2 separate regions of the Homo sapiens genome follow, and region 1 is linked to region 2. Evidence: read pairs that join two places in POLR2A ChIA-PET (ENCODE). Cell type or tissue: Caco-2. All regions are shown on one strand.

The links. Peaks named below come from ENCODE experiments on the same cell type or tissue, not always from the same donor. Only the 100,000 strongest peaks of a DNase experiment are listed, where the experiment ranks them.
Region 1: POLR2A ChIA-PET joins it to region 2 with 5 read pairs; 3 of 35 experiments call an interaction of 5 or more read pairs at or near these places.

What each region holds. Positions count from the first base shown.
Region 1 is chr2:218,617,763-218,620,262 of GRCh38, forward strand. It overlaps PLCD4 (phospholipase C delta 4), which reads left to right. Exons shown (of 16, transcript NM_032726.4): 4 at 817-1,045. It also overlaps the pseudogene LOC124906133. Among named protein-coding and RNA genes, the nearest start is that of PLCD4, 11 kb to the left of the region's middle. In Caco-2, no CTCF peak of the experiment used is centred here; a DNase peak (open chromatin) is centred at 954.
Region 2 is chr2:218,461,721-218,464,220 of GRCh38, forward strand. It overlaps USP37 (ubiquitin specific peptidase 37), which reads right to left. Exons shown (of 26, transcript NM_020935.3): 22 at 1,586-1,646. Among named protein-coding and RNA genes, the nearest start is that of VIL1, 44 kb to the left of the region's middle. In Caco-2, no CTCF peak of the experiment used is centred here; no DNase peak of the experiment used is centred here.

The sequences.
Region 1 (2,500 bases), 160 kb after region 2:
CGTAGACATCTGGAAAGAGGAAGCCCTCAAACCTGGAATGGGGGCCAGGCGTGGTGGCTCACGCCTGTAATCCCAGCACTTTGGGAGGCCTAGGCGGGTGGATCACGAGGTCAGGAGATTGAGACCATCTGGCTAACACAGTGAAACCCCATCCCTACTAAAAAAATACAGAAAATTAGCCGGGCATGGTGGTGGGCACCTGTAGTCCCAGCTACTCAGGAGGCTGAGGCAGGAGAATGGCGTGAACCTGGGAGGTGGAGCTTGCAGTGAGCCGAGATCGCGCCACTGCACTCCAGCCTGGGCAACAGAGCGAGACTCCATGTCAAAAAACAAACAAACAAACAAACAAACAAACAAACCTGGAATGAGAGAACTGGACTTGGGCATATAATGCTTTAGTATAACTGCTTCTGCCTTTCAAATGTATGTCCATTTGTCATCCCCATCAGTCCTCCTGTGATCACCATTGGGGCTGCCTATGGAAGGGGACTATCCATTGTATCAGATGAGGATACTGAGGAGTTAAGTCATTTTGGTTTGTGTCATACTGCCAGCTTGTGGCTGGAAGCCATGTCTTGCCACTTCCAGTACAGGCCCTTTGCCATGCTGCCTTTGAAAACATCAGTGATTCATGTGGACTCCTGAATCCCTGGGGTCTGCATCTCTCTGTACTAATGCTTTTTGGGATTCAGCCTGCAGAGGCTGGGGTTCTTTTCTATGGTGTCATGGAGAAGGGGGTGCTGGTCCTTCACTCTTAGCCCCTGCTATTTGTTGGAATCCCTTCCTTAATGCCTCCACCTGTTTCTTCTCTGGCAGTCTCAATCTCTGATGTGGAGACAATACGTAATGGCCATGATTCCGAGTTGCTGCGTAGCCTGGCAGAGGAGCTCCCCCTGGAGCAGGGCTTCACCATTGTCTTCCATGGCCGCCGCTCCAACCTGGACCTGATGGCCAACAGTGTTGAGGAGGCCCAGATATGGATGCGAGGGCTCCAGCTGTTGGTGGATCTTGTCACCAGCATGGACCATCAGGAGCGCCTGGACCAGTATCGGCAGGATGGAGTCAGGGTGGGGGTGAGGGATCACGCTATCCCTGAAGGAGCCAGATGCAACAGGTTTAGGAAAGGTGAGAAGGGGTGCAGGGCTAGGGAGGCCCAAGGGTCCAGATGGTATGGGCAGGGACAGCTCAGGCCAATGTGAGACTGAGAATACTGAGGGAGGAATGGATGCCAAGGATCACATAGCCAGGCAGGAATCAGGACCCCCAGGATTGGAGGAAGAGGCAGTGACAGGCAGAGGAGCAAACAAGATGCTGCTCCTAAGAGCTGCACAGAAGATCCCAGTGGCATTAACCAGCATGTAGGTGGGAAGCAACCTCTTAGAAGGCTCAGTGATATAAACTCACTCCAAGTTTCCTGGATTGTTTACCATTTCATTCATTTATTCATTCATTCATGATCTATTAAGCAGAATGTATCAGGCACTATGCCAGACTATAGGGGTACATATATATATATATATATATATATGTTTTGTTTTGTTTTGTTTTTGATACGGAGTCTTGCTCTGTCACCCAGGCTGGAGTGCAGTAGCACAATCTCAGCTCACTGCAACCTCTGCCTCCCAGGTTCCAGCGATTCTCCTGCCTCAGCCTCCTGAGTAGCTGGGACTACAGGTGCATGCCACCACGCCCAGCTAATTTTTGTATTTTTTTGAAGAGACGGGGTTTCACCATCTTGGCCAGGCTGGTCTCGAACTCTGGACCTCGTGATCCACCCACCTCAGCCTCCCAAAGTGCTGGGATTACAGGCATGAGCCACCACACCCGGCCAGTGGTACAAAGATTAATGAGACTCACATATTGCTTCAGTTAGTGAAGAGGATGGAACTGTGTAAATAATTTTTTGTTTGGCCTGTAATCCCAGCACTTTGGGAGGCCAAGGCAGGGAGATCACTTGAGGCAGGCAGATCACTATGTTGCCTAACCTAGGCAACACAGGGAAGACTGCGTCTCTACAAAAAATTAAGAAGTTAACTGAAAGACTACACTTTCAGGGATAATTTCTATAGTTCATTACTAGAGAAGTTTCTCTGAATGTGTAGAGCACCATAAAATACATTTTATTTTTTATTTGAGACAGGGTCTCACTCTGTCACCCAAGCTGGAGTGCAGTGGCACGATCTTGGCTCACTGCAGCCGTGACAGCCTGGGCTCAAGCAATCCTCCCACCTCAGCTTCCCGAGCAGCTGGGATTACAGGCATGTGCCACCGCACCTGGCTAATTTTTTGTTTTGTTTTGTAGAGATGGGATTTTGCCACATTGCTCAGGCTAGTCTCTAACTCCTGGGCTCAAGTGGTCCATCCACCTCAGCCTCCAAAAGTGCTGGGATTAGAGGTGTGAGCCACTGCACCTGGCTCATAAAGTAAACTTTAAAAAATTAAATTAGCCAGGTGTGGCCAGGTGCAGTAGCTCACACCTGTAATTAATCCCAGCACTTTG
Region 2 (2,500 bases):
CTAGGCCAGGCATGGTGGCTCACACCTCTAATCCTAGGACTTTGGGAGGCCGAGGCGGGTGGGTGAACTGCCTGAGATCAGGAGTTCGAGACCAGCCTGGGCAACATGCCAAAACTCCATCTCTACTAAAATGAAATATAAAAAATTAGCTGGAACCTGGGCACGGTGGCTCACACCTGCAATCCCAACACTTTGGGAGGCCAACGCAGGTGGATCACCTAAGGTCAAGAGTTCGAGACCTGCCTGGCCAACATGGTGAAACCTCATCTCTACTAAAAATACAAAATTTAGCTGGATGTGGTGGTGGGTGCCTGTAATCCCAGCTACTTGGGAAGCTGAGGCAGGAGAACTGCTTGAACCTGGGATGCTGAGTTTGCAGTGAGCCAAGATTGTGCCATTGCACTCCAGCCTCGGCAACAAGAGTGAAACTCTGTCTCAAAAAAAGAAAAAAAAAAAATTAAAAAATTAGCTGGGTGTGGTGGTGCACGCCTATAGTCCCAGCTACTCAGGAGGCTGAGGCACAAGAATCACTTGAATCCGGGAGGCAGAGGTTGCAGTGAGCAGAGATCACGCCTCTGCACTCCAGGCCCTGGGCAACAGAGCATGACCCTGTCTCCAAAAAAATGAAGACATGGAAGAACCAGGAACCAGGTACCTCTGAAACTGGGGGATAAGGAGGGGATAAAATAAAGATTAGGTAAAAGCTGTTTGAGAAACAGATTCCTACATCTACTTCTTCCAGCTTCCTAACTCATGGACTTCTAAAACCTGGTCCACATATTAGTTCTGCCAAATGCTACGACATGTGAACCTTATGCTACTGAATACACTCACTCATGACTGCCCACTGACTGCCCCAGAATAAGCTCTTGAAAATTCACGGGGAAACTGAAGCCACATTATGTTCTTCTAGGAGTCGTAACAGTGGCAAAATTATAATTCTTTCATTAAACAGATGATAGATTGTTCTTGCTAATTTTTCAATATTAAAAAACATATTGTTAGAGATATGGGTATAGATGACAAAAATTATTTTGAAAAAAGCAAGCTGAAGATGAATACAAATGTTAGAATAGTGGTTTCCTCTGGGAGGAAGACAAAAAGGAGAGATATAAAGGTTACTTCTAAGGTTCTATTTCTTTACCTGGGAGGTATTCAAATTTGTTATCAAAAAACACATTTTAGCTTGTAATCTCGGCACTTTGGGAGGCTGAGGAGGGTGGATCACTTGAAGCCAGGAGTTCAAGACCAGCCTTGGCCAACATGGTGAAACCCCGTCTCTACTGAAAATACAAAAATTAGCTGGGTGTGGTGGCACAACCGCTAATTCCAGCTACTCGGGAGGCTGAGGCATGAGAATTGCTTGTACCCAGGACGTGGAGGTTGCAGTGAGCCAAGATTGCACCACTGCACTCCAGCCTGGGTGACAGAGTGAGAGGCTCTCCCCCACAATAAACACACACACACACACACACACACACACACACACACACACACACACACACACACACTTTCTTTATATGTTCTTCTATGTGTGAATGGTAATTTTACCATTAAAAAAATGTAATTAAAAAGATCTCCACACCTTGAAGACTTAACTCGGTAGCTCTTTTGAGGTCATCATCTTCTTTCTGTTCCCAAGCCTCCTAAAGGGAAAAGAACAAAAACTAAGGTATTTAAAGAGGTACTGATTAAACTTACTTAATGAGGATAAAATCAGTTTCTCTGGAAGCATTTGCTAAGAATGCTTTCTATAACCTTATGGATGTTTGGAATATTACCTTTTGAGGAATGTGGGGAAGTTCTTTACTTTTTTTTTTTTTTTTTTTTTTTGAGACGGAGTCTCGCTCTGTCCCCCAGGCTGGAGTGCAGTGGTGTGATCTCGGCTCAATGCAAGCTCCGCCTCCTGGGTTCACGCCATTCTCCCGCCTCAGCCTCCCAAGTAGCTGGGACTACAGGCGCCCGCCACCACGTCTAGCTAATTTTTTGTATTTTTAGTAGAGATGGGGTTTCACCATGTTAGCCAGGGTGGTCTCAATCTCCTGACCTTGTGATCCGCCCACCTCGGCTTCCCAAAGTGCTGGGATTACAAGTGTGAGCCACTGCGCCCGGCCCACTCCAGTATTTTTTAAGATTTTTTTTTTTTTTTTTTTTGAGAGGGAGTCTTGCTCTGTTGGCAGGCTGGAGGGCAGTGGCACGATCTCGGCTCACTGCATCCTCTACCTCCCAGGTTCAAGCGATTCTCCTGTCTCAGCCTCCCGGGTGGCTGGGACTACAGGTGCGTGCCACCACACCCAGTTAATTTTTTTTGTATTTTTAGTAGAGATGGGGTTTCACCATGTTGGCCAGGATGGTCTCGATCTCTTGATCTTGCAATCTGCCTGCCTCAGCCTCCCAAAGTGCTGGAATTACAGGCATGAGCCACCATACCCAGCCCATTCCAGTATTTTTAAAGCTCCCCAGTAAATTTGAATGTGCAGTTAAGATTAAGAACCACTGA